Linked DNA regions of Homo sapiens: region 2 is linked to region 1. Evidence: read pairs that join two places in POLR2A ChIA-PET (ENCODE). Cell type or tissue: OCI-LY7. All regions are shown on one strand.

Region 1 (4,000 bases):
GTATGACATACTATATTCTTACAATAAGCTAGAGAAAGGAAAATGTTATTAAGAAAACTATAAGGAAGAGAAAAAATATTTACTATTCATTAAATGGAAGTGGATCATCACAAAGGTCTTCATTGTTGTCATCTTCACGTTGAGTAGGCTGAGAAGGAGAAAGAGAAGGGATCGACCTTTCTGTCTCAAGGTGGCAGAAGCAGAAGAAAATCACGTGTAAGTAGATCTGCAAATTCAAATCCATGTTGTTCAAGGGTCAACTGTATTTAAGTTCCACAATTCTTTCCCATCAGATAGCAAGAATAAGCAGTTAATGAAGGAAAACACTTAGCAAGAGACCAAAGAACTCTGGGGATCAAGTCGTACGTTTTTACATTAATATAACCATGAGAAACTCACAGGCCTACAAGATATAACACTCTATTCCAAAAGAACTAAACACAGAAAGATTTCTGCTTTTGAATATGACGGAATAGTCTGTAGCAGATCAACACTCCCTCTTAAACTAGAAAAACTGTATTAAATAGGGAGAAAGTTCTTAAAATATCAGACTTTCTGAGGTAGCTAAGACTTGAGGTGGCAAGAAACTCACTGAAGGGTATCTGACATTCTGTGCAGCTTTCCCTTTCAAGACATGTCACCTATTTCTTTAATGGCACAGGCCAAGGGGCTAAGAAGCCAAAAAAGGACAGCCACTAGGAGGCAGAGAAGTCAGCAAAGCTTTTGGCAATTTCATGGGAGTAGGGGGACAAAACTTGGTAGCTAAGTCTTGAGGAGTCAAGATCCCCTAGTGAAAGAAGGCACAGAAGAACAAATGTGACACTCAGTACTGATTTTCCTCTTAAGGGATTTATCAGCTTTTAAACTGCACATAGCAAAAGGCTAAAAAGCCAGCAGAAAGCAATTAAAAAGGAAGAAGGAGCTTTTAAAACTCTCATGGGTCTGGAAAGAAAAAAAGCCAGAGAAGCCCTAAAAATACCCAATCTCTTAATTGAGATCTCTAGGGGGCTACCAAGTTGGAAGCAAACTACAGGTAGAACAAGGTTTATAAGGCTGAAAACCCAACCTCAAGTCAGCTCAGTCCTTGACAGTTGCAGTGATCTCTATCTGCCTGCAAGAAGATGGGTGAATCTGAAGACATGTGAATCCTATCTGGGGAAATGTATCATTATAGATACAAAATTTGTATCTAAAATTCTGCATATAATGTCTGGCACTCCATCAAAAAATTGCCTAATAATAATTATTACTATTATGTTATTATCCACATGTAATAATTTATATAATATACAATAGAATATATAATTAACATACATTAATATACAAATATATTAACTATTATTATTATTTGGCCTAACAAGATGCAAAATCAAAAGGAAAGAGATGATGGAAATAGGCCTATAGGTGATACAGATATTGAAGTTTTCAGACACAGACTTTAAAGCAATTTGATTAATATGCTCAAAAAATACATGACAAGAGATTTTCACATAATTAGAATCTATCTTAAAAAGAGAGGATGAAATAATTCTAAAACTAAAAAATACTATAACTAAAATTAAGAATAGATGGGGTTAAAAAGCAGATTGGACATAGTTAAATTCAGAATAAGTGAACTGAAATACAGTCAAGTAAAAACTATCCAGAACGGATAAGAGGAGGAAAAAAATCATAAAAATAACAGAAGAGAGCAGGAGACATATGGGGGATAAAAAGTATAATAAAGATTTAATTGGAGTCACAGAGCAAAGGAGACAAAAATGGGGCAGAAACAATATTTTTAAAAAGTCAAAATTTTTTCACAGCTGATCAGTCATACTACAAATTCAAGAGGTGCCAGAAACGCCAAACAGGGTACAAACAAAACCATTCTTAGGTGCATCACTGAAAGCTGTTTAAACTTAAAGAAAAAGAGAATGACAAAAAGAAAGGCAGCTGAACAAGAAAGTCATACTACCTTCCAAGAAGCAACAGTAAGTCTGACGGCTGATTTTGCAACAGAAACAATGGAAGCTAGAAGACAATGAACTGAGATCTTTAAAGTGCTTCAAGAAAATAACAGCTAATAATGTAGAACTGTACAGTCATTTAATATATTCTTCAAAGATGAAAATAAATAAATTTCAAACAAGCAAAAACTGAGAATTCAGTACCACCAAACTCCCTAAAAGGAGTTCTTCAGACAGAGGAAAATTAATCTCAGATGGAAGCATGTAAATACAAAAGGAAATAAAGAACAATGGAAAGGGTAAATATTAACTGTACAAAACAACAGTCTCTGGATTTAAATGTAGACGTGAAATGCATGACAATGACAACATAAAAGCAGGAGAGTGATAAATGCTATTAAAGTTTTCTAGGGTCCTAACAATGTCTGAGATGTTGTTTTTCAAAATCCTAATGAATATGCAACTCTAATGTACCACAAGAAAGCTTGTGGTGATCTAGCGTAACCACCAAAAGAACAGTAACAGAATATATAACTAACAAGCTAACAAAGGGAGGAATAAAATAATATTTTTAAAACACTTGATTAATCCAAAAGAAGGCAACAATGGAGAGAAAATAGAATATAGAACAAGTAGGACAAACAGAAAACAATAAAATGACAGACATAAACCCAAATTTATCAATAATTATATTTACCATTAATGAGCTAAATATATTTCAGATTTAATTAAAAACAGGCAAACAAAAATCTGTTTATTCTTAACAAGAAACAGACCCCAAATATAAAGCTACAGGAGCATTAAAAGCAAAAAGGAGAGAGAAAGTTTTACCATGCAAGCAAACAGCAGCCAAAATAAAGCAGGTGTAGCTAAGAAGACTTTGAGGCGAGAGACAAGTGTTACTAGAGATAAAAAGGGACATGTTATAATGATAAAGAGCCAATGTACTAGAAAGATAAGTTTGTATGTGCCTAGTAATATGACTTCAAAATACATAAAGCATACAGTTTAGTTCTTTATAGAACTAAAAGGAGAAATATACAAATCCACAATCACAGTAAGACACATTTGACACTTAACCTCAAGACACCTCTCTCTGTAATGAATAGAAAAAAAGGCAAAAAAAAAAAAATTCAGTAAGGATAGAGAAGATTTGTACAACACAATAACACAATTTACAAACTTGAACTTAACAAAGTACATAGAAGACAGTAGTTAACAGCAGAATGCATAGTCTTTTCAAGGGTACATAAACATTTATAAAAATGCTGAGCCATAAAATAAGTATCAATAAAGGTCTGAAACTATTCAGAGTGTGTTCTCTAATCATAGTGAAATTAAGAAATTAGTAACAGAAAGATAACTAGCAAATCCCCAAACGTTCAAAAAGTAAGCAATACATTTGTTAAAAAAAAAAAAAAACCTACAGGTCAAAGAATAAGCCAAAATAAAATCTGAAAAACATTTTTGCATAAATGATAATGAACATGTAACATACCACAATTTGTGGGATACAGCTAAAATGTGTTGAGAGGAAACCCTATAGTCTTAGGACTAAACATAGCCTAGTTTTCCAATTATTATTAACAACCAATTCAAAATATAAGTTATGTTAGGGTACTTCAATCTAGTTAGCTGCCATTCAACAACTTTTTTAGGGACAGATTTATATTAGACTACTTAAATTATTCCTAGATAATGACTATGATATTTCCTTTCTCTTTGTATACTTTTTTAAACATGGATTAATCTTAATCAGTAAAATTTCATCATAAGCAAAACCCATTAAACAAACAATATCTTTGTTTATCTACAGCATAAATATACATACACAGTATTCTACAGAATGTTACTTTGACTTCACAGATTTTTAGAAATATTCGTAACCAAGTCCTGAAGTTCTCATTAAACAACAACAAAAAAATTTTCTAACTGAAACATCTTCCCAATGTGCAAAGATGTTAAAAAATATTTTCTTCAAAAGTCCCCCATATTAATAGATTTTAATACTGCTGGACTTCTCAGAGCTTTATCTGACCACCCCTTAATAA
Region 2 (4,000 bases), 140 kb before region 1:
TTGAAACTTCATTTGCTCATCTATTTGACTGAAACATCTCACCTGATGTTTCACGTAAAAGAAACCAAAATCCAACCTTCCAAATGCTAGGGCATCTAGCTGGATAAATTATACTGCAATACTTACCCAGAGCTGTAAAATCTGAACCAGATTTGAATAGAGCTGATGCCAGGAGCTGAAACTGTTTAAAAAAAAAAAAAAAAAAAAAGAAGCAGCAAATTAGCTGGCTAAGTGCACTGAAGGAAAATAGCCTTCTATAACTTTGACCATTTATCAGCAACTACGTATTTCTGCATATGTGTGACATAGGTCTATTCACCAAATAGTGGCAAGAAGAACACATTCAGATTACAGAATATAATGACTTTTCTACTAGGCTATTATCATTTTCTAAAATACTGGGCCATGTCCTGGAATTATTTTATTTTAAAAATGTATTAAAGTATGTACTTATTAAGGAACAACAGCACAACAAAATAAAAAAGAAAACTGTCATTTGAATCTAACACATATGAACAGATTGGTGCCCTGGGTCCCGTTACTGAATTTTTAGCATATATGCATTCTCATCTCAAAAATAAACGTAAGCCACTGTAAAATACCTGATGTCTCAGCTGTGTAAATCAAAATCTGAGAAAAAAAGCATGTATAGACCATTCCTAAATTACAACTTAGATTGAGATTCCACAATTATATATAATTATATTGTTAAAACCCAAAGACCTTTTTTAATGGACATAATGTTGTAAATGTTGCTTAGATTTCCAGGCTGTCAGTTAAAGTTAGTTTAAAACAGACAATGTAATTGAACAATGAAGAAACAGAGTAAGACAAAACTATTGCAACATTAGCAATTTAACAAATAGGCACAAAATAAAAAATCTGGAGAACTATTTGTATTTATCTTGAATGAGAATGCAGGAAAAGAGACCAGTTAAAGGAATGAATTAGAGCAGACAAACTCCTCAATGGAGTTACTTGGCACTTCCCAAGACTTGAGCAGTTAGTATCACCAAGTCCTCAGGATATATTTCACATCTATGCTTGCAGCCTTTAACATTTCAGATATTAAATCATACCAACATTTGTAAGCCCTGATTAATGGTCCTTTGAAGATCAGAAATTGTACAAATATTCCATAGGTATTTATCTAAGCAAGAGTTATGAAAAGGGGGGATAAAAAGAAAAATTTAAAAATGTATAGAAGTTCTTTATACATTCTGGGTATCAGTCCTCTGTCAGATATATCTACTGCAAAGATTGTTTAGTATGTGGCTTGTCTATTTATTTATTTTTTGAGGCAGGGTCTCGCTCTGTCACCAAGGTGGGAGTGCAGTGGCGTGATCATGGCTCACTGCAGCCTCAACCTCTTGGACTCAAGCAATCCTCCTGCCTCATTTTTTGACTTTTTTTTTTTTTTGGTAGAGACGAGGTCTCACATGTTGCCCAGGCTGGTCTCAAACTCCTGGTATCAAGCAATCCTTCCTCCTAGGCCTCCTAAAATGCTGGGATTACTGGTGTGAGCCACTGAACCTGGCAATGTCTATGTTTTTAAAAGTCCTTTAATGAGCAGAAATTTTAACTTTTTTGAAGTCCAATTTATCCATATTTTTCTTCGATGATTACTGCCTTTAGTTCATGTCCAAGAAATCTTTACCTATCCCAATGTTGTGAAGATAATCTCCTATGTTTTCTTCCCAAAGCCTTATTCTTTTGGATTTTATATTTAGACCTGTAATCAATCTTAAATTAATGTTTCAGTAAACAGTGAGAAAGGTTTGAGATATCCAGTTATTCAGTATCATTTGTTAAAAACTTTCTTTTCCCCGTTGGACTTGGTACCCTGGTCAAAAAACAACTGACCACATACGTATGGGTCTACTTCTGGACTCTATTCTGTTGTACTGATCCATTTGTCTATCCTTAAGCCAGTACCACACTGTCTTGATTATTGTGGCTTTATACAGAGTCCTGAAATCAGATAGCATAAAGCTTCCAATTTTTTCTTTTTTCAAAATTGTTTTGGCTAGTCTAAAACCTTTGCATTTCCATGTAAATTTTATAGTAGTTTGTCTATTTCCTCAATGACAACAACAACAAAGACCAAACTTACACTGCATTAAAATAAAGGCCAATTTGGGGAAAATGGGCAGCTTTAAACAATTTTTAGTGTTTCAATCCATAAATATATCTCTCCATTTATCAAGGTCTTCTTTAATTTCTTACAACAGACTCATTCTACCCATTTGATATGTCTGATGCTAATATAAACTATGCTTTTCATTTTCTAATTGTTCACTGCTAGTATAAAAATTGCTAATAATTGCTTTTTTTTTCTATTGACCTTGTATTTTTGTAATCTTGCTAAATTCACTTGTCCTAGTATATTGTTTTGTAGACACCATGGGGTTTCGAATGTACATAATCATGTTACCTACAAATGCAAACAAATTTACTTTCTCCTATCCAATCTATATGTTTTTTATTGCTTTTTCTTTATTACACTAGCTAGTGTAATTCTGGTAGAATGTTGAATAGAGGGGCTAATAATATACATTATTTCCTTGTCACAATCTTAGGGAAAAGGGTTAAATGTTTAAGAATAGCCCTAGCTGTATGTTTTTCACAGGTGTCCTTTAGGAATTTAGATTCAAGAAGTTTCTTTTTATTCCTAGTTTGCTAAGAATTTTTATTATGAATGAGTCTGAATTTTCTTAGATGCTTTTCTTCACTTACTAAGATGATCTATGGTTTTCCTCCTTCATTCTGTTAACATGGTGAATTACACTGAATTTTTTTTCAAATGTTAAACTAGCCATATATTCCTAGAATAAACCACCACTTAGTCATAGTACACTAACCTTTTAATATATTCCTAATTAACTAAAATTTTCCTAAGAATTTTACATTTATGTTCATGAAAAATATTGGTCCATGATTTTCTTTGCTTGTAACGTCTCTCTTGGGATTTTATTTTATTCTAATTTATTCTGAGATAGGATCCCACTCTGTCACCAAGGTTCAGCGTGCAGTGGTATGATCACAGCTCACTGCAGCCTCAACCTCTCTGAACTCAGGTGATCCTCCCACCTCAGCCTCCAGAGGAGCTGGGACTACAGGCATGGCACCACCCAGCTAATTTTTTGCATGTTTTTGTAGAGACAGGTTTTTGCTATGTTGCCCAAGCTGGTCTCAAACTCATGGGCTCAGGCGATCCACCCCTCAGCCTCCCAAAATGCTGTGATTACAAGCGTGAGCCACCACGCCCAGCTTCTGTTGGGATTTTATATCAAAGTTAACCTGGCTTATAAAAGGATTTAAGAAGTATTGCCTTCCTCTAATTTCTGAGAGTCTATGTAAAATTGTATTTTTTTCTTCCTTCTTTGAATGGTTGATAAAATTTACTGCTATTATGGGCCTAGAGTTTTTTTTGTTAGAAAATTTTTTATTACAAATTCAATCTCTGTAGTAGATATGGAGTTCCTTAAGATTTTCTATTTCTTCTTGTGTCAGTTTTGGTAAACTGTGTCTTTTAAAGTATTTGTCAATTTCATCAAGTTGCGGCTTGTCAATGAAGTTTTCCATACCCACTTTACTTTTAATATATGTAGGGTCTAAACTGATGCCCTCTTTTCATTTGTGATGTGGATAATTTATGTTTTCACTTTTTTTCTTGGTGATATAGTTTGGATTTGCATCCTTGCCCAAATCTCATGTTGAATTGGGGGAGGGGTTTGGTGGGGGACCATTGGATCACAGGGGCCAATTTCCCCCTTGCTGTTCTTGTGATAGTGAGTTCTCATGAGATCTGATGGTTTAAACATGTGTGGCATTTCCCCCCTCATTGTCACTCTCTCTCCTGCCATCATGTGAAAAAGGTGCTTGCTTGCCCTTCACCTTCTGCCATGACTGTAAGTTTACTGAGGACTCCCAGTCATGCTTCCTGTTAAGCCTGTGGGCCTGTGAGTCAATTAAATCTCTTTTCTTCATAAATTACCCA

Evidence for each region. ChIA-PET counts read pairs that join two places held together with the same protein. Peaks named below come from ENCODE experiments on the same cell type or tissue, not always from the same donor. Only the 100,000 strongest peaks of a DNase experiment are listed, where the experiment ranks them.
Region 2: POLR2A ChIA-PET joins it to region 1 with 5 read pairs; 2 of 35 experiments call an interaction of 5 or more read pairs at or near these places.

Annotation. Positions count from the first base shown.
Region 1 is chr7:131,335,067-131,339,066 of GRCh38, reverse strand. All of the region lies in intron 1 of MKLN1 (muskelin 1), which reads right to left. Among named protein-coding and RNA genes, the nearest start is that of MKLN1, 9.2 kb to the right of the region's middle. In OCI-LY7, a CTCF peak has its summit at 711 (motif pointing right); a DNase peak (open chromatin) is centred at 1,986.
Region 2 is chr7:131,474,804-131,478,803 of GRCh38, reverse strand. It overlaps MKLN1 (muskelin 1), which reads right to left. Exons shown (of 18, transcript NM_013255.5): 17 at 127-181. Among named protein-coding and RNA genes, the nearest start is that of PODXL, 80 kb to the left of the region's middle. In OCI-LY7, no CTCF peak of the experiment used is centred here; no DNase peak of the experiment used is centred here.